Regions from separate parts of the Homo sapiens genome. Here region 2 is linked to region 1. The links are chromatin loops, found by intact Hi-C in ENCODE. Cell type or tissue: CD4-positive, alpha-beta T cell. All regions are shown on one strand. Links, peaks and the distances in the headings refer to the core of each region. The heading gives the core; the rest is flanking DNA. Region 1 overlaps PAQR9-AS1 (PAQR9 antisense RNA 1). Region 2 overlaps PXYLP1 (2-phosphoxylose phosphatase 1).

What was found. Hi-C counts contacts between places; a loop is a spot of excess contacts. Peaks named below come from ENCODE experiments on the same cell type or tissue, not always from the same donor. Only the 100,000 strongest peaks of a DNase experiment are listed, where the experiment ranks them.
Region 2: it touches region 1 in a loop (4-fold over the local background); 3 of 110 quality-filtered maps call a loop at or near these places.

What each region holds. Positions count from the first base shown.
Region 1 is chr3:142,983,012-142,998,378 of GRCh38, forward strand. It overlaps PAQR9-AS1 (PAQR9 antisense RNA 1), which reads left to right. Exons shown (of 5, transcript NR_125393.1): 3 at 10,986-11,129. Among named protein-coding and RNA genes, the nearest start is that of U2SURP, 11 kb to the right of the region's middle. In CD4-positive, alpha-beta T cell, for the core only: a CTCF peak has its summit at 11,174 (motif pointing left); a DNase peak (open chromatin) is centred at 11,150.
Region 2 is chr3:141,238,203-141,253,569 of GRCh38, forward strand. The region is part of intron 1 of PXYLP1 (2-phosphoxylose phosphatase 1); the gene reads left to right. Among named protein-coding and RNA genes, the nearest start is that of PXYLP1, 14 kb to the left of the region's middle. In CD4-positive, alpha-beta T cell, for the core only: no CTCF peak of the experiment used is centred there; a DNase peak (open chromatin) is centred at 5,319.

The DNA of each region.
Region 1 (15,367 bases), core at 8,071-13,070:
CTTCATTTTCTTTATTCAAGAGAAATACATGCACAAGGAAGCACATATAAGCATATGTAGCATTGCTTGTAATAAAACAGTTGAAAACAACCTTATGTCTTGCATCAGTAGGAGGGGCCTATACACTTTGGGGTGTATTCTCTGTACTTAAGAATATTATGCAGCAGTTAAAAAGATCAAGATAGGCCAGGCACTGTGGCTCACGTCTGTAATCCCAGCACTTTGGGAAGCTGAGGCAGGAGGATCACTTGAAGCCAGAAGTGTGAGACCAGCCTGGGGAACATAGCAAGACGCATCCCTACAAAAAAACTTAAAAATTTGCTGAGTGCGGTGGCATGCACCTGTAGTCCTAGCTACTGGGGATGCTGAGATGAGGATTGCTTGAGCTCAGGACTTTGAGGCTGCAGTGAGCTGTGATTACACTACTGCACTCCAGCCTGGGTGACAGAGCGAGACTCCATCTCTAAAATAAACAAAAAAGACCAAGATATGCACTGATGGAGTATAAATTGGCACAGCTCCTGTGGAAGGCAGTTTGGCAAAATCTATCAAAATTAGCTACTCAAATACCCTTTGACTGTGCAGTTTCCCTTTGGGGACTTTATGCTGCAGACATATTTACACAGATGGAAAGTAATATAGGTACAAGGTTCTCTATTATAGCACTGATTGTAATAGTAAACATTGAAAACAAACCAATACTCCATTGACAGGGCTCTGGTTAAATTATAGTATAGCCATCCAGGGGAATACCATGCCTCTGTAAAAAGGACAAAGATGCTTTAATAGATGTTCTGAAAGACGTGGAAAGGCACTTCAAGCTTCAGAACAGTGCCATAAAATATGCATAAATTGTGTGCCGAATGGGGAAAAATAACCTATATTCATATTTGATGGAAATGCATGAAGAATAATTATTTGTCATGAGAAACAAACAATGGTGGTTACCTAGGAAACTAGTATGAGAACTGTGTAGACAAGGGACAGGAATAGGGAGGGAAACTTTTCATTGCACATCTTTTTATTCTTTTTTGGGTTTTAACCATATAAATGTATTACCCGTTCCCCCCATATGCATATAACGAGGAAGAGGTGGGTCTGCATATACTGACATGAAAAGGTCTGCAAGAGATATTGCTCAGAAAAACAAGCAAGTAGCAGAACAGTGTGCACATGCTCATCCATGTCTAGAAAAACAAGGGGGATGGCCTCAGGAGAAGGGCTTGAGAGGGGGGCCTGAAATGGTAGTGGGGGTGGGATGGCCAAGAGGGACTTTCCCTTTAGCTTCATGGTTCATTTTTTTTTTCCCAAGAAGAATGTAGTATGCGCTACTTGTTAATTACTTATAAATGAAGGAATAAAAAAGCTTTCTGGGATTGGTATTGTCTGGCGATGACCAGATCAAGGGTCAGGTTCTGGGAGCTGGTGACCGAAATGGAATGAAAGTGAGGTTGGAGTTCAGGAGGTACAAGAAATGTTCAGCCAGGCTGTTACCTAGATGTACACAGATGTTCAAAAGCTGGGATGTGGGGTGCTGGGAGCTGGGGTAAGACACTGAGGGGTAGCTCTGAAGGCTACAAGGAATGAGGGGGAGCCTCCAGAATTCTTTATCAATGGAGGCAGCTCCATGACTTCTAGAAGGGATGGCTGGAGGTTCTAGAGCTGATCTGCACGGCAGGAGAGAGGACTTTTATCTGATAGTGCAAGAGAAATAGTTCAGACCTGGACTGTCCAATGTAGTGGCCACTGGCCACATGTGGCTATTGAGCATTTGAAATGTGGCTAGTGCAACTGAGGAACTTAATTTTTAATTAAATTTAATTTAAATAGCTACATGTGTAGTTATGTTTCTCATAGTCTCAGATCTAGACTGAAGTGCCTGAGGAACTTGGGACTGGTAACATGGGGTGCGGAAGAATAAATGGTCTCCAATAGAAATGCCAAAAGGTTGTAGAGTGACTTAGGAGAGTGCCAGGATCCTATTCACGAGGAAAAGTGCTCCTGGGACAGACTGAATGTATGAGGGCAGAAGATATTTATGTGGAGACAAGGATCTGACATTTCCATCATTGCAGAAAGTTCAGTTAGACAGTGCAGGTCTACCCACATGCTGCTGCTGAGCCCTTGAAATGTGGCCAGTCTGAACTGAGATGTGCTGTGAGTGGAAATAAATACACACTGGATTACAAAGACTTGGTATAAAAACAGTGTAAAGTATCTCAATAATTTTTAATACTGATTACAAGTTGAAATGTTTTAGATATAGTGTACCTATATATTTTATTTATATTACAACTGTTTCTACTTTTTAAAATATAGCTACTAGAAAACTTAAAATTACATATGTGGCTCATGTTATATTCCTTTTGGACAGAGCTGATCTAAAAAAGTGCAGGGAAAAGGTTGAGAGGGGCACCAGGTCAAAGCAGGGCTGAGGATTATGAAGATAAAAGGCACTTTGGAAATGATGGCCTCACATTGCTACATTTTGGTCCCAGGTGGTATTTGGCCTTATCTCAGCTTGATGGGGAGAACTGTCATGGGCTCTGCCAAGGCACTGGGGTTCCAGCCCAGAAAGCGGTCAGGTAGAGGGGTGGAGGAGTGATGCAGAGGGCCTTGTTATGAGGATAGTTCAGGACTTTCCCAGGTTCTTTTTTCCCTCATTAAAATGTACTTCTCCCTCTAGTCTTAACTTGGCTAATAATACCTTAACATTTTACCCCTTTTTATAGTAAAGTTTGGCCTGATTAAGACAAGCCCTTCTCTTAAACACATGAAAAGGTGCTCAACTCACTTATAATAAGAAAAACACAAAGCAAAATATAAGGACATACCATTCTTCACCTAGCGGACTGGCCAAGATTAAAAAAAAAAAAATCAGGTTCAAACGATGTGGGGCAAGGTATGGGAAGACAAGGGGTTGGGAATTTGATTGGCACAACCTTTATGGAAGACAAATCGGCAGTGTCTGTGACAACTTTAATTGTGTATATCCTCTGACTAAATCCCAGTATTTATCCTACAGAAATACACATTGCAAAATGATATATGTAAAAGGGCATCCATTGCAGTAGTGTTTACAAAAGTAAGAGACTGGAGTCAATTTAAATGTCAATTTATAGAGACTGATTAAATAAATTATGGGTATCATTTCAATCAAATTATAAAATAATGTAACTTTAATAGCAGACAACTGCTAACAATAATAAGACAGGTCTCTATGTCAGATGTAGAAGGATCTCTAAATTATTGGTAAGTTTAGAAAAAGAAAAAGAAAGTAACAACCATGTATGTAGCACACTGCCATTTCTGTGGGGGCAAAAAACTCAATATATTTGCTGACATATATTTACAAGTGTATCGATTTTTTTTTTGAAGGATATATAAGAAATCAGTAACAGTGGTAACTTCCAAGGAGGGCAAATGCATTGTAGGGAGAAGGCCGACTCTATCTCTCACTGTATACTATTTTGTACCTTTAAAATTTTATGATATAAATATATTACCCACCAAATAAAATGAAATAAGACATTTTAAAACTTCTCTTTATGTATGAATTTCCTCTTATCACAACTCCATAAAGTGTCTTTGCCTGCACTTCACGATACAGCTCTTCCTGCTGCTGCAACTGTTTTTGCTTCCTAGAGACTCGGAATTACTATCTTTCCACTTAGTAACTGAAAAAAAATTGTATTCATTTATTTGATTGTCAAGTACAGTATCTGGATTTACCAGTTTTTAGGTTTCAAGAATTATTTTTTCCCTCTACTTTGTCTTTTTCTTCATGCTTAAATGTTTATCATTAAGTTCATCAAAGTATTTTTCTAAAATATTTACATTTAAAATGCACATTTCGGCTGGGCATGGTGGCTTACCCCTGTATTCCAGCACTTTGGGAGGCCTAGGTGGGTGGATCACCTGAGGTCTGGAGTTCGAGACCAGCCTGGCCAATATGGTGAAACCCCATCTCTACTAAAAACACAAAAAAGTAGCCGGGCATGGTGGTGGGCGCCTATAATCCCAGCTACTTGGGAGGCTGAGGCAGGCAGGAGAATCACTTGAACCCAGGGCAGGGGGAGCCGGGGGGAGGCGGAGGTTGCAGTGAGCCAACATCACGCCATTGCACTCCAGCCTGAGCAATAAGAGCAAAACTCTGTCTCAAAAGAAAAAATAAAAGCACATTTCTCTTATTCTTTGACATTCTCTTGTAATATACATTTCAGTTACATGAAATTGAAAGACAACCAAATGCAATGTGCCCTCTAGTGGTTAAAGAAAATAATTTACAATCCACCTCTCCTGAGCCAAATACACAGATCAAATGTAATTTTTCAAAGCCTACATTCAGTTATGTGGATAACTTAATTGGTTATTTCAGTGTGGCTTTTGTCCTCTTATGAAAACATGGCATATCAAAAAAATTGTCCATCTTATAAAATAATCATTTTTCTCTATTTGCAAAAACAAAAAAAGTATTGACCTATTTACCTGTTTGTTGAATAAACAATATATTAAAATAGACCAAAGAATGGGGAGTGAAAAGTAAATTTCCTCCCACCCCTGACCCTCAGAAGCTAAAGATGGCTTTCCTAGTGGCAAGCACAGTTGCCAGTTTTTAAATAAATATATTGTGTATATGCATAAACAAATACACGTTATATTAGTTATCTACTGCTACGTAGCAGATTACCCAGAACTTAGTGGCTCAAAACAACAAACATTTATTATCTCACATTTTCTGTGGGTGAGGAATGCAGCAGCTTAGCTAGGCCCCCAGCGCTGGGGCTTTCCCAAGGATGTAGTCAAGCTGTCAGCTGGTGCTGCAGTCAGCTCATGTCTCAGCTCGGGAGGATCTGCTGTCAGGCTCTCTCAAGGGGTTCTTGGCAGGATTTAGTTCCTCACACGTTGTTGGGCCGAGGGCCTCATTTCTTCACTGGCTTTTGGCCTGAGGCTTCCCTCAGTTTCTTGTTACACGGTCCTCTCCATAGGACACCTCACAGCATGACAGTTGGCTTCATCGAGTAAATAAGAGAGAAGAGCCAGAAAAGGCAAGCAAGACTAGAAGCCAAAGTTTCTTGGTAACCTAATTTCGGAAGTGATATCCTATCACATTTGCTGTGTTCTGTTTGTTAGAAGCAAATTCCTGGGTTGAACCATATTTAAGGGGAGAGGATTAAATAAGGGCATGGGCACCAGGAGTAGGAGATCACCGGGGGCCATCTTAGAAGCTGCCTGCCACACAGTTGTATATGATATATCTATAGATGCCTTAAAAAAAAAAACTTAAGGTTCTGTACCTTGCTTTTGTCATGTGATAGTGTATCTTGGAGCAAGTTCTAAGTCAGTACAGAAAGATCTCCCTCATTCTTCTAACAGTGGCATAGCATTTCAGCCCCCACCTCTACAGAGAGCATTCTTCGGGCATGCCATACCAAACCTTCTTAAGAGTCCCACATTGAGAAAAATTTTGCAATCTACTCATCTGACAAAGGGCTAATATCCAGAATCTACAATGAACTCAAACAAATTTACAAGAAAAAAACAACACCATCAAAAAGTGGGCAAAGGATATGAACAGACACTTCTCAAAAGAAGACATTTATGCAGCCAAAAGACACATGAAAAAATGCTCATCATCACTGGCCATCAGAGAAATGCAAATCAAAACCACAATGAGATACCATCTCATACCAGTTAGAATGGCAATCATTAAAAAGTCAGGAAACAACAGGTGCTGGAGAGGATGTGGAGAAATAGGAACACCTTTACACTGTTGGTGGGACTGTTAACTAGTTCAACTACTGTGGAAGTCAGTGTGGCAATTCCTCAGGGATCTAGAACTAGAAATACCATTTGACCCAGCCATCCCATTACTGGGTATATACCCAAAGGATTATAAAACATGCTGCTATAAAGACACATGCACACGTATGTTTATTGCAGCACTACTCACAATAGCAAAGACTTGGAACCAAGCCAAATGTCCAACAATGATAGACTGGATTAAGAAAATGTGGCACATATACACCATGGAATACTATGCAGCCATAAAAAATGATGAGTTCATGTCCTTTGTAGGGACATGGATGAAGCTGGAAACCATCATTCTCAGCAAACTCTCGCAAGGACAAAAAACCAAACACCGCATGTTCTCACTCATAGGTGGGAATTGAACAATGAGAATACATGGACACAGGAAGGGGAACATCACACACCGGGGCCTGTTGTGGGGTAGGGGGAAGGGGGAGGGATTAGCATTAGGAGATATACCTAATGTTAAATTAAGAGTTAATGGGTGCAGCACACCAACATGGCACATGTATACATATGTAACAAACCTGCACGTTGTGCACATGTACCCTAAAAACTTAAAGTATAATAAAAAAAAAAATAAAATGAAAGAAAGAAAAAAAGTGATTGCCGTTTTGCCATTACTTTCAATGGGAAAACCGCAATCACATCTGCACCAGTGTAATATCACTTTATCACGACAGTTTTGAAATAAGCTGAGAATAATTTTGATTTTATTTTTACAAAAAGGCAAGTAGAGCCTTGTGGATGCTTGATGACAATAATCTTTGAATATTAGTAATGTCAATATTAGTTGACATTAATAACGTGTTCAATGCCACATTTTTGAGTACATTTTCATTGGTTTCTAAGAAGAAATAGGTTATAGATTTAATGATTTTTGTACATGAAAGGGAAAAATTTTACTGCTTGTTAGAATTATAATACTTTTAATTTAAAAAAGTCCCATATTGATGGATATTAAGGGCATTTTTGGTCTTTTGCTGCACACCTTCTTTACCTATGTGAGAGTGCATCTAGAAGGTAAATTCCTACAAGCAGAATTGCTGGGTTAAAGGGTATGAGCACTTCACATTTTGACAGCTATGGCCAAATAGACATTCAAGGGAGGTTGTACCAATTTATTTTCCAACTATGAAGTATAAGAATTGTCTGCTTACCCATAGTTTCTTTTCTTTTTTTTTTTTTTTAGACCGAGTTGCGCTCTTGTCGCCGAAAATGCAGTGCAATGGCATGATCTCGGCTGACTGCAACCTCTGCCTCCTGGGTTCAAGCGATTCTCCTGCCTCAGCCTCCCAAGTAGCTGGAACTATAGGTGTGTGCCACCACGCCTGGCTAATTTTTGTATTTTTAGTAGAGACAGGGTTTCACCATCTTGGCCAGGCTGTTCTCGAACTCCTGACCTCATGATCCACCAGCCTTGGCCTCCCAAAGTGCTGGGATTACAGGAGTGAGCCACTGCGCCCGGCCCACCCACAGCTTCTTGAAGCATTTTTCCACAAGTTTTAATGAAAAAGGAAATGAGAAATCACAGGAGAAAAACTAAAATTCAAAGTCCAGTAAACTGGCCAAATTGGAGTAATTAATTCTTATTAACCAGAAATGGAACAAGGCTCTGATATCTGCATAATTTTGAGCTGGATTTATCAGGGTATTTTCCTAGTTTAATATACAAATGAGATGAGGGACCCTTTAGTTTAGGCCCAAGTTTGCCTGGTGATCTTTTGTGGCTCCTGTCCCTACAATGTTAGATAATGTTTCCCCCTCTGAGAGTTGTGTGGCTTTCTTAACAGCATTGAATAGATAGCATATCAGATTCCAACTTCATCTGGAGGATATGGCACTAATAGTGATATGGTGTGGCTTTGTGTCCCCACCCAAATCTCATCTCGAATTGTAATCCCGGAGGGACCTGGTGGGAGGCGACTGGATTATGGGGAAGCTTTTCCCCATGCTGTTCTCATGATGGTGTGGGAGTTCTCACAAGAGCTGATGGCTTTAAAAGTGTTTGGAAATTCCCCCTTTGCAGCATTAATCTCTCGCCTGGCGCCATGTAAGTTGTGCCTGCTTCCCCTTTTGCCATGATTGTAAGTTTCGTGAGGCCTCCCCAGCCATTTGGAACTATGATTCAATTAAACCTCTTTCCTTTATAAATTACCCAGTGTCAGGGAAGTTATTTATAGCAGTGTGAAAATGGACTAAAACAGATAGCAAAGCAAGTTTACACTGATTAATTACTTACTTTTGAAACTTTACAACTGTGGCCACTTTTGACTTTTTTTTTAACTGATGTTTCAGTCATTAGAAAAACAGAGAATGTTGGGGGTAAAAAGAAGTCTTATAAGTCACACATAGCTTAAATGCTGCAGCTTTTCCCCAAATTCTGGAATCCTTTCTAAATCAGTCAGCATCTGTCTATGTGTCTTCACACACAAATACTCATTTCATTGAGGTAGATTGTTCTCTTGTTAAACAAGGAAAAAGCTTTAGAGTTTAAAAAATTATTTTGTACATTGGGTTGAAATAAAAATCTGTTGCTTTGTGCCTCTTTCCAAAGCTTTCTTCTCTGCTTAAGTGGTCACAAGGAAAAAGTCTTTGTTCCTTGTCAACAGCTCCCATAGCTTCCTCAGGTCTGCTCTTCTCCAGGAGGATTATTTTTTCTTTTTTTTCAAGACAGGGTCTTGCTCTGTTGCCCAGGCTGGAGTGCAGTGCTGTGATCATAGCTCACTGCAGCCTCAGACTCCTGGGCTTAAGTAATCCAGGAGGACGATTTTAATTGGCATCATTCCTTTTTCCCAAAAAATAATTTTAAGATGCACCACGGCTGGGCGCGGTGGCTCACGCCTGTAGTCCCAGCACTTTGGGAGGCCGGGGCGGGCAGATCACGAGGTCAGGAGATCGAGACCATCCTGGCTAACACAGTCAAACCCCATCTCTACTAAAAATACAAAAAATTAGCCGGGCGTGGTGGCGAGCTCCTGTAGTCCCAGCTACGCGGGAGGCTGAGGCAGGAAAATGGCGTGAACTCAGGAGGCGGAGCTTGCAGTGAGCCAAGATCACACCACTGCACTCCAGCCTGGGCGACAGAGCGAGACTGTACAACACAACACAACACAACACAACACAATACAACACAACCACAACACTAATTCCTCTCCTCTGAAGATACTGAAATGGGAAAAGTTCCCTTGTCCCCCTTGCAAAGCGTGTGACGGGGGAGTGGCTCGCTTCTTCAGTGCCCCGCTGCTCAAATCTCTAGGGGAGCATACAGACGGGCAGGTTGTGGGGCTCTGACCCCATGGCAGTGTCTAGGGGTGGATGTTTACAGCTCCTGAAGCGCCAACGTGCTACCGTGTGCTTTTTTAGTTTTGCTGCCTACAGGCGGCTTGTGTTAACCAGTTCAATTAGCCCCTCTACCTTGTTGCAAGGACAGAGGGCTTTCTGTATCCTGGGTTCTTGTCTTGGTGTACCAGAATAATCGGATCACACCTGGGCTTGGAGAATGAGTGCAAGGTTTTATTGAGTGGAGGTAACTCTCAGCAGAAGGGGGAAGTTATAAGAGGGATGGAGTGGGAAGGTTTTCCCCTGGAGTCAGGCTGCTCTGTGGCCTGGGCTTTCCTCCGACTGCCCCAGCCAAACTCCAAGCCGTTCTGCTTCTACCAGTCAGTGGCATGCAAGTTCCTGTGGATGTGTTCCTCTCAAAGTCCAGCCGCTCGTGTGTTCCTCCACTGATGTGCTTCTCTCGACGTCCAGCCGCCTATGTGTCTCCTGCTAGGGTCTTGGGGGTTTTTATAAGCACAGGATGGGGGCATGGTGGGGCCAAGGTGGTCTTGGGAAATGGAACATTTGGACAGGAAAACTAAAATGCTTGTCCTCACCTAGGTCCATGGGCACAGGCCCGGGGGTGGAGTCCTCACCAGGGATCTGCCCTTCCCTTCCCAGCACTTCCCTGCCCCCCTTCCATATCAATATTCCTGCTCTAAGATTTAAAAAGATGTCAAGCATGAAGACTCCTTTAAGGGCAGTCTTTCTGCTGATCCCCACATGATAGTAGGTGTATTTTTAGGACAACTGATTCAGAGCATGCATAATGACAAGAGCTGCTTTAAGTTCAAGAATGTTTTGACAACATTCATAGGACTATGTATTCACAATAGCCAAAGCTAGAAGCAACTCAAGTGCCCGTGGACATATGAATGGATAAACACTGTGGTATGGACATATAATGGAATATTACTCAGACTTAAAAAGGAAGGAAATTCTGACACATGCTACAACATGGATGAACTTTGAAGACGTTATGCTGAGTGAAATAAGCTAATCACAAAGGGACAGTTACTGTATGAATCCATTTATGTAAGGTACCTAGACTAGTCAAGTTCATAGAGACAGAAGGTAGAATGGAGGTTGCCGGACCAAGGGGAGAGAGGAAAGGGAAGTTACTGTACAGAGTTTCGATTTGGGAAGGAGAAAAAGTTCTGGAGATCGATGGTAGCAATGGTTGCACAACAATGTGAATGTACTTAAAGCCACTGAACTGTACACTTAAAATTGCTAAAATGGTGAATTTTAAGTTATGTGTATTTATCACAATGAGAAATATAATAGCCTATCAATCACAGCAGCATCTCCAAACATTTGAAAAGTAGTTGTATATGCATCTGAAATCTATTATTCATACAATCGACAGTTTTGCCCCACCTTCGAAATCTTCAGTCATTCCACAGCGAGCCTCTGAGGGCCATTTGGACTTTCTTTGGGCACAATTGATTAGACCAAGAATGAGCGGTTAGCCCCAGTTGGACTATTCAGAACCTTGTCCTAAGAATTTGGAATTTGATTTTAGAAACTTGTTATTAGTCTCTGTGTAGAGGTAAAGGTGAGGTAATATTGTTGGGAGTTATAGGGCAGTCATCTTTTTCCATGTTCATTTTTTATTCAACAAATATTTATTTTTTGTCTACTCTGTGGTAGGCATTGTGCAGGATGCTGGGATTCAGTGGCATCCCTGCCCTCCTGAAACAGAGCAAGCCTGACCGTAGGGAGATGATCTCTAAAGTTATTTCTCATATTTTTGTTAGACCTGATGTTTTGCACACTGTTTTCTAGTAAATGAACAACACAGTATGCCATGATTTTTTAAAATTACATTTAACTTCCTCTCTATTTTTTAGCACGTTTTTCAGCACCAGGACAAGCATCATTGCTCAAGGAGAGCTTGGTTGACAACAGGAAGTTAGAAGGAGTCTGAATTGTAACAAGTGTGGCAAGAGCACCAAGATCACTGTGTGTGTGTGTTCACAGAAAATGTACCAAAGGTGGGTGTTTTGTTTACCAGTGGCAGCAGCGCCACCACGTGGCAAAATAGTAAATGATGTTTGTAATTTCTATGCCTGCCTGCATAGAAATTACTCAATTCTTGAAGGAAAAAAAAAAGCAAAAATTGGGCATGAAAGGGGATCTGTATTATTTCACAATTGGTACTTAAGGGGAGACTTTTAAGTCTGTTTCAAATTAGCATAATTGGAATCTTCTTAAAGTGAGGCAACACTGTGCTAAGGTCTTCATCCTGCCCTCGCAGAAGTTAATTAACCCCAGAGGTGAAATCTTGAGAGCTGGACAGACACTCCCAGTGGTTCTAGAGTATCCTTCATTAGGTCTTTCCTGACTTCTCCCAAACCAATCTTCTCCTGTGTTTCCATAAAACTGTTTCTGGTGCTCATTTCATTCCTTAACAAATATTCATTGAGTACCTGCATGGTGCTTACTCTGTTCTAGGTATTGCAGATGCAGCAGTGAACAAATCAAACTAAAATTTCAGCCTGTACTTCTTAGCATCTTATTGTGATACATCTGGGAGTGTTTTATGCCCTGCAAGCCCTTTGACAACAGGGACCTGTCTTATCCCATCCTCACTGGAACCACACCTTCTACCCATTGAATTCCCAAGTAATGATTTCAGAACTCAACTGATTAAAGATGACTATATTTATTAGGACCATTCCCAAGTCAGTTCTCTGGTGGGATCAAAGCTGTGTCCTTTCAGCCAGGGACAAAATACAGAAACAGAAAGTTCATTATAGATCCTATGGTAAACTGAATAATGGCCCTCCAAAGATGTCCACACCCTAATCCCCAGAACCTGCAAATATATTGCCTAACATGGCAAAGGGACTTTGCAGCTGTGATTAAGGCTCTTGAGATGGGAGATTATCCTGGATTGTCATAGTAGAGCCAATGTAATCACAAGGGTCCTTATAAGAGGGAGGGAGCAGAGTTGGAGAAGAGATAAGGGTGGAGGCAAGTGTCAGAAGATGCTAATGGAGGAGAGGGCCACAGACCAAGGAATGCAGGTGAATTCTAGAAGCTGGGAAGGGGAAAGAAAAGGATTATTCTTTAGAGACTCCAAAATAAGCACGGGCCTGGTGGTACATTTTATATTTCTGACCTCCAGAGCTATAAAATACATCTGAGTTGCTGTAAGCCACTAACTTTGTGGTAATTTGCTACAGCAGCAATAGGAAACTATACAGATTTCTACCTGTCCTCCTCCTAATCTGCGTTCCACACTGCTCATTTTCACTGGTGTGCAGAGTGGGACATTTCTACTTTGTTCCCCTATTTTCCCAAGTCAGGGAGATGTCCTGGTTTGTCTTGACACAAGCCTCTAACAATGTTTCTCTAACAGGGCTGTGTGACCATTGGCATTCTTTGGTGTATCCTCACAGTCCCTTAGTTTTCTTATGAGAGTTTTAAATTCTATTCAGTTCCACAGTTAGCTAAAAAAAAGTTAATGTACAATTCAAGGTACAACCCAAAAAGTTATCCTTATCCTCATAAGAATACTAAAATCATCTCATTAGAGTCAGGAATGAGACAAGCATGTTTGGCCGGGCGCGGTGGCTCACGCCTGTAATCCCAGCACTTTGGGAGGCCAAGGCGGGCGGATCATGAGGTCAGAAGATCGAGACCATCCTGGCTAACACGGTGAAACCCCATCTCTACTAAAAATACAAAAAATTAGCCGGGCGTGGTGGCGGGCACCTGTAGTCCCAGCTACTCGGAAGGCTGAGGCAGGAGAATGGCGTGAACCCGGGAGGCGGAGCTGGCAGTGAGCAGAGATCGTGCCACTGCACTCTAGCCTGGGCAACAGAGAGAGACTCCATCTCGATAAAAAAAAAAAAAAAAAAAAGACAAGCATGTTCATTAGCACCACTCTTAACATTATTCTGGGGGTACTGGCTAATGTAATTATACAAGAAAAAAGTATAAAAATGGGAAAGGAGGAGGCAAACTGGTAATTATTTGCAAATATGATTGTATACCTGAAAGTTCAAGGGAATAAACTGAAAACCTATGTAAATAATAAAAGAATTCAGTAAACACATTACACAACATTAATATATCAATAAACAGCTTATTTAGGACATACATAAATACAAAAACTTACTATAATCACAGTAACAACAGAAAAGACAAAATACCTAACAATTAAAGTAACAGGAAATAATGCAAAGTTAATGTGAAGGAAATGGAACAAAACTTGAAAAAGAAGAAAGGTATGCCATGTTGTTTTGATAGAATCTTACCACTATAGCAATGTCAAAATAAAGCCTTATGTGTTTTAAGACCACTGTTACTAACAACTTTTGTTATTAACAGATGAAATTGATGAGGGAAAGTCTTCTTTCATTTTCTTTTCATAACTTCATTCTCCACCCAGCCTGTAATATTACCTGGTCTTGTCTCGTGAGTTTCAGTAAATATGGGGATATGTACGCTTCGCACTGGCCAAAGCCAGGTCACAAGTTAAGTGAGGCCTTATCTTTGGTGGTCCAAGTCAAGCCCACCTTTGGGTTGCCTGGCCATGGCAAGAGAGAGCTCCCCAGATTTGCCGTGTGCTGGTTCTCATGACCTGCCACAGGAACCTTGAGTCCTCCTTTATCACACTCACACACACACACACACACACACACACTCAGGAACGCTCATTTCCATTTCCACAGTACGCCATCTGGACTCTCCTAGATTTTATTAACCTTGTTGATAAAATAATTCCTACACAGTAAAGGTTTCCTTCTCACTAGGATCATAGTTAAAATGGCAATTTCTATTATTTTCAACATGGCACCAGTGTATTCTTGGGCTATATACTTTTTGACATCATTTTTAAAAAAATGCCACTGCTAATTATTATTATTATTATTATTATTATTATTTTTTGTAGAGACGGAGTCTCGCTTTGTTGCCCAGGCTGGAGTGCAGTGGTGTGATCTCAGCTCACTGCAACCTCTGCCTCCTGGGTTCAAGCATTTCTCCTGCCTCAGCCTCCTGAGTAGCTGGGACTACAGGTGCACGCTGCCATGCCCAGCTAATTTCTTTTGTATTTTAGTAGAGAAGGGGTTTCACCATGTTGCCCACGCTGGTCTCAAATTCCTGAGCTCAGGCAATCCACCTGCCTTGGCCTCCCAAAGTGCTAGGATTACAGGCGTGAGCCACTGCGCCTGGCTGCCACTGCTAATTATTATTGTCAAAGGAATCTGTATATAATCAATAAGTGAGTCAGGTAATTTTTGTGTGTGTGAGAAAGGGGGAGCAGCTGCTGTTGCTACTAAAACCTTATTCATAACACTTACGTTGTGGGGTGGGTGTGGGGCAGGCAGTCAAGTGCAGCAGAAGGAATTTTCCATTCCACACTGACCACACCTCCGTGAAGGCTGTTTCCTAATTATTCCTAGAAGCAGCTAGGATCTGTCTTAGCAGAAGACATTAAGTCTGATTTTTAGTTGTCTCTCCTTTTATCTTCTTTCTTCAGAGCCTAGCACAAGCTAGAAACTCAATAAATGCCAAAGAAGCAAATGGAGTGTTCCTTTTACCAGCCTATATCCTGAAACCCAGAGAGCAGGGAAAAACTGTTTAAAAACTGTCTAGAATGAAAATGCCACCAAGTAGGAGCAGTCCATTGGCACAATACAGGAGGCTGTAGCTTTGGGGCAATCATTTTTTAAGGTCTCTATCTTTCAGCATGCACAGGTTCCACAGCTGTTTGTATTGTTAAATACTTTCTCCACTCCACTTTTTTCCTCCTTAAAGAAATCAAAACATTTTTGGTGGGGAGGTCTAAAAATTATTGTGAGCCCTAGGCACTGAGTCTCCTGTACCTTACTAACAAGTCAGTTCTGGCTGGTGCCTGGGGGAACTGGTTGGTAATGTTTTGATCATCACCCCAGGTAAGTATTACACTGTACATCAGAAGTAGAAAACTGAAATGCCTACAAGCAGGCTGGGTATGGGGAATTTGTCCACCGTGTATGATGAGTTGGTGGCTAAACTGGTGTTCATAGCCCCCTTCCCTAGAAGTCGCTGCAGGCCACCTCACCTGGATTGTCCCCCAGTGTTGCCAGACTTCCCCATTTTTCAAGAAAGGCTAGAAACCCTGAGTTTTATGTAAAATCTCTCTGTTTTAAAATGCTAGCTCAAATTTCAAAGAAAAAATCTCCCTGAATGAACCAAACAAAACATCTCAGTATTGTATATGGCACTACTTTGTAATTTC
Region 2 (15,367 bases), core at 3,359-8,358, 1.7 Mb before region 1:
TAGCTAGAAACTTCTTGACCCAAAGAAACTATGTTGACGGGCATGGGTTTCCTAACTGGTGCTGGAAAGAGAGGACCTTCCTCCTCAGACCTCGCTTTGCTTGCTCTGTGCGTCCTACAGAGAGGCTCCAGCATGGCAGCCTGCCCGACTAGCACCTGCCATCACGGAGCTGGCACGGCCTCCAGCAATGGGCTGTCGACCAGAAAATCCTTCTGTGATTGCTGCTTCAGGAACTCGAGTGCTTCTCTGCCTCGTTTGAGCGTGATTAGCCCAGCTTGTACTCAACATACACTGGAATACTTCATACCGATAAGTCAGCAGTCAGACTGGAAAACCAGTCATCAGTTATCTTAGTGGCAACCAGCTTATTTTTATTTACTTTAAACTATGGTTGACCCTTGAACAACTCAGGGGTTAGGAGCACTGATTCCCCCCACCATGGCCCCCCACAGTTGAAAATCCAAGTATAACTTTTAAATCCCCAATATTGTAACTATACATAGCCTACTGTTAGCCAGAAGCCTTACTGATAATGCAGTCAGTTAACACATATTTTGTATGTTGTATGTATTATATGCTGTATTCTCACAATAAGCTAGAGAAATGAAAATGTTATTAAGAAAATCATAAGGAAGAGAAAACATTTCCTATTCGTTAAGTGGAAGTGGATCATCATAAAGGTTTTATCCTCATTGTCTTCACATTGAGTAGGCTGAGAAGGAGGAAGAGGAGGGGTTGGTCTTGCTGTCTCAGGGGTGGCAGAGGCGGAAGAGAACCTACGTGTAAGTCGACCTGCTCAGTTCAAATCCGTGTTGTTCAAGGGTAGACCTATGTCCTGGAAATTTTAAATGAAGTTTTGTCTTAAAAAAAAAAAAAAAACCTTGCCCCACACTTGTAAAACAAAGAAACAGCAAATAATGCCAACCTTTTGTATGTAGGGAGAATTAAGGTAAAAGGGGGAAAACCCTTTCTCTGTTTTACAAATGGCTCCCCAGGTGCTCTGACTTCTCTGGTCATGATCATCTCTTGATTTCCCAGACTGGAACCTCTTTTGTCGCCAGTGTGTCTGTCTCCGTTGCAGTCCCTAATGGAAACACAGACCTGAAAAATCAAAGCTTGGGCATTTATGGTCGAAGGTCATGGCATGGATGGTTGATTTTTTTTGGCTCTGTCTTCAAAGTGAAAAATCACTGTCTTCTTTGAGAAAGAAAGTATATTTTGGGAGGTGGCTAACGTCAGCAGGCAGGAAGATCTAAGCAAGCCTGTCTCATCCTCGGTTCACATAATTTCTAGCATTGCTAAGTTAGCAGCATATGATTTTTTTTCTCTTGTGCATCTTGCTCTAATGACTGCTGATTATCTTGAAACAGCTGCATTAATTGATGGTGTTTAACGACTCTACTTACACTAAGTAATTGCAGTTGGCTTGGCTGAGGATCCCGAGTTCTTTTTACTTGCTTTTTAGCTTGAGAAGTGTTTATTTACTCTGTGTGCCAAATGCCCGAAGGGGAGTTGGGAATGCCTCACCTCAGTGCCAGCCCACTGCCCAATGCTCACACTCTCCTGGGACATCATCATGTGCCACCACAGCATCCATTCCCTGTGTATTCTGATTGTCTGCTCATGGGCCTCTCTTCCAGCTTGATAGGGAGCCCCTAGAAAGCAGGGACCATACCCAGCTCATCTGTAAAGCTTTGGCCTTTAGCACAAGGACTGGCATGAAACAGGCCTCAATAAAAGTTGGGTGAATGAATGATGAGTGGTTGCAAAGCATATCAGTTATGAATGTGTCTGGCTGAAAGTAGCAGAAAGCCCTGGCTTAGTGGCTTAAGTAAATAGGGGTTTGTTTATCTTATGTAACAAAATGCGTGAAGATAGGTGATTGCTGGTGTTGGTTTCAGCAGCTGACATCTGTCTGTACTGACACTTGTGTTACTCTCTTGGCCTTTCCTTCATGATGGCAAAAAACACCAGCAAACCAGATGTCCCCTGACATTTCATGGCCAGAACTGTATCACATGGGTTGCCCCCAGTTAAACGGGCCATGTGAGTGTGTAGTGGGGCACACTGAGGAAGGCTCACTGCTTAAACAAAGTATGTTTAATGGTTCAAATATGGTAGGCATTCACTTTTTGCTCACACACAGTCCAAAATGGCTGTTTCTGCTTGGGGCTTTCCTCCAAGAGGATATTCAGGGACTCAGGCTCTCAAGGCTGCCATGCTCCTTTGCCTCACTCAGCTGAAGAGGAAGGAACATGGAGGATGGTGTGTGGGAGGATTTTGTGGGCCAGGCTCAGAGGTGCTGAACTACTGGCCCTGACATTCCACTGGCCAGGGCTCAGTCGTGTGAGCATACCTTCCAAGGGGAGGAAATGTGGTCCAGCCACATGCCCAGGAGGGAAAGGAGATGGGTATCACAATTAGCTGGCAGTCTCTGCTACACTGTCTGCCCCCTCCTCCCCCCAAAAATCAGGATTCTCTTAACAAGAAAGAATGAGTGGATATTGAGGGGCTAGTGGGGGTGTTTTCTTTAGAAGGAAATGCTGTGCTAAGAAGGCTCCAGCCAAAAGTCGTCTTCATCCCCAGGAGATCATCTGTTCTGAATCCCTGCTTCTGTTCCTACCTTTGGGAACTGGGCCAGATGACTCAGTAGGACAGTGGGAGGCCCTCATTATCCCCCTGTCTTGACACAGGACATGTTCTTAACAGCTTTGTGGGAATGTGTCCTAGTTGATTCACATCAGCAGTTGGAGGTTACCCCAGAGGAAGTGGTCTTTAGTCCCCCAAGGCCAGAGGAACCTATGAGAGCTCCCTGTTTTCAAGTGCCCCTGCCCACTCAACCTTCCAAAGCTTCTCTTCCTCTCCAGCCCCCACCCCAACCCACATCTGGAGGGGAGGAGAGGACACAACAAAGAGTAACCTGATTCCCCTCTAATTCATTAAAAAGTGTTTTCCCACTACTTCCTGCTAGTTTTCCTCAGTAATAATTGATGAGTGGTATATTGATATACTGGGCTGTAGTGCTTTATTCTTGTTTAGTTTGTCGTAGGTTTCTGTGATGGGGCTATTCCGTCCGCAGCATTCTTCCTGGTGCTCACCCTTCCTTTTTCCCACCCTCCCTCCCTTCCCCTACACACCTGTTGAGCACCTGCTGCTTGCTCTGCTGTCTCTCCACCCAGCCCTGGGGAAGGTGGGCAAGGAAGCTGACATGAGTCTGTCGTGTTGATGAGTAGAGTGGGAGGGGTAGGCTCTGAGGGCTGTGGTTGCCCAGTATTGGAAGATGTCACCCAGCCTTGGGGTCAGGGAAGGCTTCCAGGGGAAGGTGGTGCTTAAGCTGAGTTTAAGGATAAGCAGGAGTTAACCAGGTCAAGAAGACATCTGGGCCAAGAGAGTGGAATGGGCACAGACATTGAGTTATGAAAAGGGGGAACAGCAAGTCGACTGTGCCAGAGTCGTGCGAGATGGTGTGGCCATTCACCCGTCCAACACTGCTGTGCCATGGGGCCTGGCCTTACAGGGTTTGCAGAAAAGGACCAGCCCCCATGGAACTCATGGGCTGGCTGTGAGAGGGGATGAGTCTGCAGAGGAGTTTGGGCCAGAATCTGAGGAGGGCTTGGCTGCTGTCCCAGACTCTGCTCTAAAGGGTCTGCTGCTGGAGGCTGAGTAGGAGAGGGGCCCCATCACTTGTGCCGTCACGTCTTGTGCCCTGTCCCTCTGTGTCTGATTCTTGACTGGTCCTTTGCCCGGGCATTACTCAGGCTATAAAAATAGAGGCTGGCACCAGAACTCCAGCATGTAGTTGGTGAAGAAAGCTGAAGCTGTCATTACATATCAAGATACTTGCCAGGGAGATTTTTGATGGAGCACTTTCTTGGAGCCCAGAGGATGAAGTTCTAAAGTTGGCTTATAGTTTTTTTCTCCCTTGGACTTATACCAATGCTTCTGGCTACTCACTTGGAATATGTACTGGTTGTGCTTGTTACTCACCCCCGCCCCAGGCTCATACATGCCCTCGAGGACACATTGAAATGAACGCTCAATCCTGAAATCCACCAAATGAGGGCTCGCCTTGCCACAGACTGGCCTGATTAGAGGGGCTGAGTCCTCTCCATGGGGCCCGCTGGAGGCTGGTGTGCAGTCCATCAGGTGTTCATGTCCCATATAAGGCAGGACACCCTGGCCCGAAAAAGGAACTTTCAGCACTGCCTGAGAAGGTAAGGGTTCTGATAACTGTGCTTTCTTTCCCTAAGGAAAAGAGGGCTGAGCCAGGGTTTAGCAAAGCTGTCAGCTGCCTTGATTGTGATGAATGGTTCCAAGGGTGATTTCCTTCGTTCTCCCTCCCAGCCCTGTTTATTAAGGTGGACTGGAGACAGTGCTGGGGGGTGGGGTACAGAGAGATGAACCATCATGCTAGTCTAAGCCAAGGGCTGAATGAACTGCACTTTGCTTCAAGCTGGGTTAATCTGTATTTGTAGACAGAGACTGAATAGTTTGATGCTGTTTTTTGGGTGCCTTCTTGGTCCAAGTGCTGCAGGGAATGCAAATAATAATGAGAACGAAATCATGACTGTCTTATGTTTTCCAGGATGGATCTCATCTAATCCCCTCCATGCCCCCTGAGGCAGGCAGCAATATTACACTCCACTAGAATAGAAGCTCCATGAGGGCAGGAATTTGGGGCTGGTTTGGTCACTTCGAATCCCCAGCTTCTATAACTATCCTTGGCATAGAGCAGATGCTCAGTAAATATCTGAATGAATGAATGAATGAATTACTACTTGCAGGTGAGGACACTGCAGCTCAGAGAGATTAAATACCTTGCCCGAGCTGTTAGGTGGTGGAGTAAAAGGCCTGGTCTCAGTGCCAGGGAGGGACCATGAGCTGTGACTTGGGGACCCCAACTCTACTGCCCCTGGAATGAGAGCTACTTCTAGGATAGCAGTGTAGGAGGGCCAGAGCCTGCCTGGCCTGGTCTACTGAACACAGCACAATCTTGGAAAAACCCACCAGTTGTATGATGATACAGCCACAAGGACCCAGGAGGTTGGAGGGTGTCTTCCTGCTGCCAGCGCCATGATGTAACTCAGAGGTGGGGTGATATGCAGGCTGTATCTATCAGCAGCTTGAGAGTGACATTTCAAGAATACCACCTTCATCCAGTCAGGCGTATGCTGAGAAACTTTCAGTGGCTCCCTACTCCTACGGGAACCCAGTCTGGCTCCAGCCCTCCTCCACCCTGTTCACTGATGACTCACTGCATAAGGCCTGTCATCCACGGTACGGTGACATAGGGGTGGGCTTTGCAGCCTGCCTCTGTACCATTTATCCTCACATCAGGCACGCCCACTGACATCCTCCCTGCCTTTTAGTTTAGCACAGTTTCCGCCTCTTTCACGCAGCCCTCTCGCTGATCATCCCAGCACAGTCCCCCACCCCTCGGGTGCCTGTAGCCTTTGTCTGTCTGTACGGTGCATTTCCTAAGGATGTTCTTGGAACTCTGGGTTCGGCAGGTGGATGGAGCTGCTGCTAAGTGGGGCACGAGGCCCCTCCCAGTCCACCTAAGCACCTCCACTGCTACCTGAATTCCACATCAGATTCCATGTTGTGATGAGTGTTGAAAGAGGATACTGTTTGAAAACCACTGGTCTCTATAATTTATCATGTGCCTGCCTTGTGAGATACTGCTTAACTGCATTGTTTAAAAATAATTTAAATATGTTTTACAGTACTCCTTTTTTCTGATTTTTAGAAGTAATACAAGTTTGTTTAAGAAAATTTAGAAAATGCAGAAATATATGCGAGCAAATAAGCCTGCCAGGATTCCTACTTACTTAAGGAATAGTGAGCCAGTCTTCTGTCTTGTAATTTGTTTGTTTTAAAGAAAATTGAGATTACTTGTCAGTACAGCTATAACCACTCATAATATTTAGGACATATTCTCTCCTTTTAATGTTTTTCCTTTTTAAAAAAAAATTGTTACTTTTACAAATAGCAATTATTTAAATTCATTTTTTAAAATAGCACAGGTTCAAATTCTAAAGTGTACAATGAAAAGTCTTGCTCCTACACCTGCTTCAAGCCATTCAGCCCAGCCTGTACATTCTATATTGTAGCTTGTCTTTTTGACTTAACAATATAACGTTTCCCTCTGTCATTACTCACCTTTTTTTTTTGTTATTTGCACCCAACATACTATAAAATCAAAGCATTAAAATATGTGAGTAAATATTGGAAAGTTCTTCCTACTTCACAATAGAGATCACACTGTTAATTTCAGCAGCCATCTCCCGCTAGACCTTTTTCGGTAAATTTATGTTTTCCGAAAATTTACATATATATGTTGGGATATGCTAGCGTTGGTTTTACCTAAGTGAGATTACACTGTATCTAGTATGCTGCTACTTTTGTTTTCTGTCTTTTGTTTTTAACTTGGCGATATTTCTTGGAGGTTTGTCTGTCCACACCTAAGCCCACTTCTTTCTTTTTTTAAGGCTGAATCGTGTTCCATTGTTTGGACAAACTGTGATTTTCCAACTGTTTCCCTATGGATGAACATTTCAGTCATTTTCACATTTTTATAATGACTCCTAATGCTGCTTTGTACATAGGCGGTAACACTTTTGTAGGATAGAAACCTGAAATACAAATTCTTGGGGCAAAAGATGTGCATGTTTATTGTTTTGGTGGAGACCACCATTTCCCCTTCACAGATACTATTCTAATTAATCCTCTCACCAGCAGTGTATGAAAGAACTCATCCCCCTGAGACTAACTAACATTCATGATAGGTGAGAGGTGAATTTTTTTGGCCAATCTGAAAGGTAAGAAATGCCACTAACTCCCTTTTTTTTTTTTTTTTTTTTTTGAGACAGAGTTTTGCACTTTCATGCAGGCTGGAGTGAAGTGGCGCAATCTTGGTTCACTGCATCCTCTGTCCCCCAGGTTCAAGCAATTCTCCTGCCTCAGCCTCCCAGGTAGCTGAGATTATAGGTGCCCGCCACCATGCCCAGCTAATTTTTGTATTTTTAGTAGAGACAGGGGTCTCTACTAAATATAGCTTTGTCATGTTGGCCAGGCTGGTCTCGAACTCCTGACCTCAGGTAATCCACACGCCTTGGCCTCCCAAAGTGCTATGATTATAGGCATGAGCCACCCACACCTGGCTGCCAGCTCATTTTTAAATGTATATTTCTTTCCATCCTGGTTTTCCAAACATATGCATAACTATACATATTGATTAGAATCGTGCCATGCCTTGTTCTCTGTCCTTTTTTCCTTTCACATTAGGTCAGGGACGTTTTCTCTGTTCATTGCATTCTCTCCAAAAGCTCAGTTGTTCAGGGTTGCTGGCCTGTTGAGCTATTGCAGATCACCTGGAGTGTTTTTTATTTTAGTTTATTTGTGTCTTTGATCTTCAAAGATCCTGGGAATGACAAGTCATAGAAAAGAAAGGAGAAGAAACACCTCCTGCAGAGAATTGGCACAAGGAGTGTCCAGTAGACAAGAACCAAATGAAAATCAGAATTAGATATTTGCTCACGGGCTCATCTCTTAGGTATTTGGCGGAGAGGTCCCTAAAATATCACCATGAGCTCTTGTTATATATGGATATTGTATACTCTGTGTTATATGTTAAGCTTGACCTGTTCCGTGCATTCTGCTATGAAAAGTACACAGCTTTGCTGTTGTTGTTTGGATAGAGAGATTATGATGTTTTCAGAGCATTTAATGTCAGTGGAAACATCCAGGAGTCAGTGTGGTATGATGGAAATAGCATTGAACTGGAAAGTCAGGAGAGCTGGCTTCAGACTCTAGTTCTTCCCCCGACTGACCGACTAAACCTGGAGAAGACACCTAGCCTTTTGGGTCGCCTGGGGTCTGCGTGGCAAGGATGACCTGGGTGTAATGGGTTTGGAAAGCTTGGTGGGGGGTAGGCTAGCAGTTAGAGGTCAATTCCAGCTTAGTATTAAAAGAGAGCTCTCTAAGAATTGGCACTTTCTAAGATGAGACTGGCTGTATGTTGCCAGTTTTCAGAAATGTTCTGACAGGCGGTCAGTCAGCTCTCTGCAAACACGCAGACACTACCCCTACTGTCATGTGGCTTAGGGTCAGTCGCAGGAGACAGCCAGCCACCCAGGAATTTCACCATGGTCATTTGATTACATAATGAATAGTGCTGAGAAGTGTCATGGAGGAGAAATACAGGGTAACTTGAGAGTGTGAGACAGGGTGCTAAACAAGGCGGGTGAGTTGAAGGGCAGCCTCTATGAGAAAGTGATCTTTGAGCTGGGATCCAGGGCATGGTCAGCAGTCAACAAGGTGAGAAAGTGGAGGCACAGAAGAGAGGCAGCATGCTGGCTGGAGGCAGGTTGGGGGATTGCTACTGGCTGTAGTGAGTCCTCCATTCATTAATCTCTTCATTCATACATTCATTCACTCTCTCAACAAATATTGGTTAAGCACCTGCTCTGGACCAGGCAGTGTTCTTGGCCCTGGGGATACATGTATAGGGAGCAAGACTGACAAAGTTCCCAGCCTTGTGGAGCTCAGTGTTGCCACATAGTAAATCATTCCCAAACTTGGTGCCTTAAAACAGCCGTCATTTTACACTTATCCTCATAGTCTGGAGGTAGACCAGGCCCAGCTGGCTGTTTCTCATACATGTGTCTCACACAGTTATTCAGGCAATAACTGGTCTCATTCTCTGTGTTTTTGAGCACTTCAGCCTTGGCTTCCAACCCACTACCTGTCTCAGCTCACCAGAGTCCTCCCAAAAAGGCAGTCCAGTGGCGTTATGTGCTGGCTCCAGCATGCTCCTTGGGGTCTTACCTCCCTCCCCTGCCTCAGGCAGCTCCAAGAGTAACAGGTTTCTCCACCTCAGGTTCATTCTTGGGGAGCAGGAGTGATGCCCTTTTGACATTCCAGGCACCTGCCCAGCTGACCCAGGCCTGGAGTCCCCAGTGAGCAAGGCTCTTCTGTGGGGCTGAGAGATGTCTGGGTCTGGGAGAGGCATAATGTGAGGGCTTGAAGTGAGGCTGCACTGGTAGGTGGGGCCGTGGAGGCCATGGGCAGTATTTGGTTGACATCCATGGAGCATTATGGGAAACCACTAGAAGACCAGAGATCTGATGACTCCCTAATGGGAAGATTACAGAAGACAGTCCTTCTTGGAAAACAAGATTTTAAAATTAATCTGTTAGAATGATTTGTCTTATAAAACAAGGCTTTCAGGTATGTCCCTGAAATGCAAGTGTCCTCTAGGATTACTTGTCCTCTGGCTTAAAGAGAGGAAGCATAGATGTCCATCCTGATTCTATCAGTTATTATATCACAATCAGTGATATGGCAATCTGTGGTTCATTATCACAGAGTTGGTGGGTAGAGTCAACTTTCTATAACCAAGACTTCACATTCTACAACAAACATTCCCACCACTGCAATTTCCTATAACACACAACAGTACCCAAGCAGTAACTCCATGCGCCTTGTAAGAGAACTACAAAAACAAACCTCTAAATAATACAGTATAGCTTTTTGCCCTATTTGAAAGACGTATTAAGTAAGAAACTCCATCTAGAAACTTGATTTTATTATGATAATACAGAATAAGTACTTGCTCAGTTAGCTGCAGTTTGTGGAAACTGGTGTGTAAACAAGGATCATGGCCACCCCCATTGCTTTTCATTCTCAAAATTACTTGTGTCAACCACTTTGGCTCCCAAATTTCTCATTAAGTTACATCAACCTGGAGTTGTGTGTTTCATTACAACTGTTAGCTGAGCTGAATCAAAGCTTCGGAGCTTTTAAGAGTTTTTGTTTTGTTTTTTTTTTTTTTTTTGAGATGGAGTCCCACTCTGTCACCCAGGCTGGAGTGCAGTGGCGCAATTTTGGCTCACTGCAACCTCTGCCTCCCAGGTTCAAGCAGTTCTCCTGCCTTAGCCTCCCAAGGAGCTGGAACTACAGGTGCCCGCCACCAAGCCCAGGTAATTTTTTGTGTGTGTGGCATTTTTAGTAGAGACAGGGTGTCACCATGTTGGTTAGGCTGGTCTCGAACTCCTGACCTCAAATGATCCACCTGCCCCGGCCTCAAAGTGCTGGGATTACAGGAGTGAGCCACTGAGCCTGGCCTCTTAAGAGTCTTATTACCTACTTTATTGGCAGGGAGCTGGGACTCGAGGCAGTTCAGATTTCCTCCAAAGCTAAATGTTGTAATTGTGGGTAACAGTGCTCTTAGCTCTATTTTTGCTCTACCTGTCACTTTATAAGTGCAAAGGAGCAATATGTGTGCGTGTGTGTATATATATATATATACACACACACACACGTATATATATACACACACGTATATATACACACGTGTATATATATACACACATGTATATATACACACACGTGTATATATACACACGTATATATACACACACGTATATATACACACGTGTATATATACACACGTATATATACACACACGTGTATATATACACACGTATATACACACACGTGTATATATACACACGTATATACACACACGTGTATATATACACACGTATATATATACACACACGTGTATATATACACACGTATATATATACACACACGTGTATATATACACACGTATATATATACACACACGTGTATATATACACACGTATATATATACACACGTATATATATATATGGAGAGAGAGACAGAGTGAGTGTGTGTGTGTGTGTGTGTGTTTTGAGAGCTTGTTTTGGGATCTGAGTCAGAGAATCCTTGGATCTCAGCACGTGGAGGGCTCCGAAAGGTCACCCACATCAGCCCCTCTGTAGCATCACCAGCAGTGGCTACACACACTTGGCCACCTCCATGGGCAGGAGGGCTCATTCTATACTGACACTGTCAACCTCCTACTAAGTGAGACAGCCGTGTTCTCAGATTTACTTCTAAGGATGTAAAGTTCATGCCCACTGGCACTGGCAGTGATAACAAGCTACAGGGCTCCTGGTGCCCCACTCCTCTTCATGAATGAGTCATAGAATCACCTGCCAGTGAGAACAGGGTCTTGCCAAAGCTCTGTAGGTAAGTGTGATCCCAGCCTAAAAAGGCCTCATTGGGCAAAACGCCTCTCAGTGGCATGCGTGAGTGCTCCTGTCCATGAGTCCATCCAGAGCAAAATCCCGTTCCTATATAATATTGTTAACACAGAAATGCAGGCCTTGATAACCTGTCCTTTCAGGTGTGCCTGATTTACATTGCACAGCTATGAGTCTCAGGACTTTGGAAGCTTTTTTTTTTTTTTTTTTTGCCTTTAAAAGTTTGACTTTTATCATTCAAGCCTTGATATTATGCCACTTGTACTTCCAGTCTTGCAGCCTGCCTGTTTAATCCTCTCGTGCTTTCTTTGACATTTTAAGAAACTTTCAATTGACACACTTTGCTTGCAAAATTTTTTTAAAAACAGCTATATTTTTAAAGTGGCTTTGCGGTGAGTAAATCATGCCAACTGCATGTTCTCCTGTCTTTGTTGAGGTACTTATAGCTTCTCGACATTCTAAAATAATAATGCCAGTCTCAGATGTAGCTACTTTGAAACTTAAGAAAGAGCAAAGCAGTAACGTTGGATGGAACACAGACTTGTCTATGTCAAAAAATAATAATAATAATAACTGAAGCGTACATAAAAGTGAAAATCCTGGCTTGATGAGTTAGTTATTTTAGTCTGTTCTGGCCCTGAGAAATGATCAGATGCCTTGACAAGTTTATCCTTTGTAGAGTTGGAAAAAAAATCTCAAAGGAGAGAGTGGTTAGAACATGTAGTTCACAAAGGAAAAAAAAAAGTTTACTATTTCAGGGATTTAAAAATACTAAATCTGCAGATTATCAGCCTCAAATCCTTTTAGGAAAGAAATGGTAGCTAAATAATTAATGCTGCATATTTTAAAAACATGTAAAATATGAAACAAAAGGTCTGTTAGTGGAAGACGTACAGTCAGTAGGCTGCAGGAGGCTGCTCTGCTGTTTGTCTCTGCTGAATTACACCTGAGCAAACCAGCACTGATGTTTTTAAACATATAATTATGACTGTATGTGTTTTGATTATTGGATCTGAAAAGTTGTGGTACTGTCATCAGATGATTGTGTTTAAAAATAATTTTTTAGAATAATTGTGCATGTTGTCACACCTTCTCCAGTTGTGAGTTGTCACAAACATCCCCTTGCTCACTTACTCCTAACAGAGCCCTGACTCTATTCAGGTCTCTGCCCATTCTATCCCTGCGTGGGCGTCTGCCAGGAGGTGCATCCTGATTGGTTCCACCCAGTCGTTGTATCCATTCCCAGTGTCAGTGATTGGTTTGAGTGTGGGCACATGACACACTTCAGCCAGTGAGATGCGATGGGCAGCCTGGGGGAGGGATTTCTGGAGAAGGCTTCTTTGCTTCCAGTAGAGATGAACAGAGTTATCCCTTCTGCCTTTGCCCATGGCTGAGTATGGCTGTGATGCCTGGCAGTGTGGCTGCCAGCTTGCGACCCTGAGAGAAGCCAGCCTAGTAAGAGGACAGACATGGAAAGCTCTTGGCTTCCCATTGATGCTTGGAGTTGCTGAATCAACTAGCCTTGGAGCTGCTGTCCTAATACTATGGTTTGTCATGTGAGAATGTGGATGAGTCTCTTTGCTTGCTAGGGTTTTCTGTTACCTGCAGCCAAGCCATCTTTATAGATACATGAATTATTTAAGATAAAACAAAAACTAAAGTGCAAAAAGAACAAAGGTGACCACAACAGTGTCTCATATCATATCTAAGAGTGGTATTCAGCCTGGTCAGTGACGAGGTTTTCTGCCTAATGCAGCTCATGAACGCCTGTGCACTTACTCATTACACCTCCAGAAGGGAGCCCCATGAAGAGTACCAGCGTTCTGCTAACAGCAAGTTCTAGATCGGAAATTGGTTTGTCTGCTTAAACAGAAGTGAAATAACAATGGATTAAAATGCTGTGAGATTAATTTCTCTCACCCAAAATGATTTGAGCTGGAAGGCAATCAAGGAATGGGTGGCCTTGCCCCTTGGGGTTATCTAGGGTCCTTCTCTGTCATCCACTAGGATGTTGCTTCCATCTGCATGGTGAAAGTTGCTCCTCATCATGCCAGTGTTTCAGAGCCTGGAATAGGAGAAGAAAAACGTCAGGATGGTCTGGGGCAGGCAGCTTCCTTTTGATCTGGAATGGCCATATTACGTCCAATCACGACTCATTGGAAGAACTTGACCACATCTCTACAACAGTTGCAAGGGAGTTTAGGAAATATTCTCTCTAGCTGGATGGTCATGTATCCAGCTAAAATCCAGAGGGTTCTGTTCATAAGAGGAAGGAAGGAATAGACACTTGGGGCAGTTAGAAGCATCTGCCACATAGTATGTCTGCTACAGTGAAGAAGAACGTGACAAGGACAGATTGCTGGGTACCACTCTGAATGTGAAGCAAGGGTTTCAGCCATGCAGGCCAGCCTCCCTGAGCAGCTTGGAGCCTTTTGCCCCTCGGACCTGCCCTGGCCTCTCTTCAGGTAAATGAAGGGGTTTGAACCAAATGATATTTAAAACCTCTTCAAACTCTGACTTTCTCTGGCATGGTCTAGTGGAGATTCTATTTCTAGAGTTGGGGAGAGGGAACAAAGACAAGGGAGAAGTAGGGTAAGTAGCTCACTTGTGGCTGGTGGGTATTAAAACCATCAGCAAAATCACTGCTAATACTTACTGAGAGCGTATCAGAGGCTAGGTACTGTACCATGTTCCTTACATATCTTAACCCCACGACTCCCTCCCTATACAACCTATGAAATGGGCTCAGAGATTGTTCTCACTTCATAGATGAGGAAACTGTGGCTCATTATCACGTAGAGCAGGGCTCTAGACCTAGCCAGCTGACCCCAGGCCCATGCATTTAACAGCCTATTGTGGGTATGACTGGGAAATGAGGTGGGATTTGTGGGGTGTGGCCAGATCATAACAGGTCCTTAAAGCAGGGCAAAGAACATTGAGTTTGGTGCTGCCCTTTATTCAGGGCCTGCTTCAGGATCAATCTGCAGCACTGATCAGCACACCCCCTGTGTTAGTCCATTTTGTGTTGTAAAGGAATACCCAAGACTGGGTAACTCATAAAGAAAAGAAATGTATTTAGTTCATGGTTATGCAGTCTGTAAGAAGCGTAGTGCCAACATCTGCTTCTGCTGAGGCCTCAGGAAGCTTACAATCATGGTGGAAGGCAAAGGGGGAGCCAGCGTATCACACGGTGAGAGCGGGAGCAAGAGAGAGAAAGAGGAGGTCCCAGGCTCCTTATAACCAGCTCTCACGTCAACTAACAGAGCTAGAGCTCACTCACCAGCAAGAGGACGGCACCAAACCATTCATGCGGGAACCACTGCCATGACCCAAACACCTCCCACTAGGCCCCACCTACACTGGGGATTACATGTCAACATGAGATTTGGAGGGGACACATATCCAAACCATAGCACCACCTCAGCTCCCCACTGGCTTCCCCACAGCCAAGAGGCGGGTGTTACCACTCTATATCACATCTGGGCATGACAGTGACGCAGGTCAAATCACCCCTCACCACCCTAGGGTAGAAGACAGGCTGTTTTTCAGGAGGAGACCCCCAGGTGAGAGAGGGTCTGTGGTGCGGCAAAGTGCAAAATGTTCCAGGGGAGCCACGCCTCATGACTATTAGATATCCTTCAATATGTTGCCCCTGCTGAGAGGGGCAGGGAGGCCTCTGGGCCTGTTCCTGTCCAGTATTCCCCAAGGAGGCCAGGTGTTGGGAGGAGATAGGACCCTGGCCCTAGAAAATAAGGGTAGGTTCATGAAGTGGGCCTGTCTTTCAAGCTGGCCTGCCTGGTGGTGTGGATCCTGCAATCAGACCCCTCTTCCCGCTCCATCCTGCAGCTCAGTCAGCTTAGTGCCCAGAGGGCACTCCAGGGAAGGAGTGAGAATCAGTGAGTGTGTTTTCTGGTCCCACTGATGGTAGGACACCTTGAGGTCAGTGGGGAAGCTGGCCTGGGTAGAGGGCTGTGGGTGCTGGGCCAGGCAAGCCCATCCCTTGGAGAAGCAGACCCAGACATGGCAGGGGCACCCCAGCTCCGCCTGTGTGGCCTCTGGGCAGCTGGCTTTCCCTAGGCACAACACTTCCCTGCATGTATCAGTGTTGGATGTATCATCCCCCTCTCTGGCTCCTTTCACAACCCAATACCTCCCCACCACCTTTAACACCATCCCTTGAGTTCATTCTGTTTTCCTAAAATTCAGTCACAGATGCACCAACACCAATCTGCTCTTCAAGATGGAGTTCTGGCATTGCCACTTCAGAAATCCAATCTGCCGTATCCTAGCC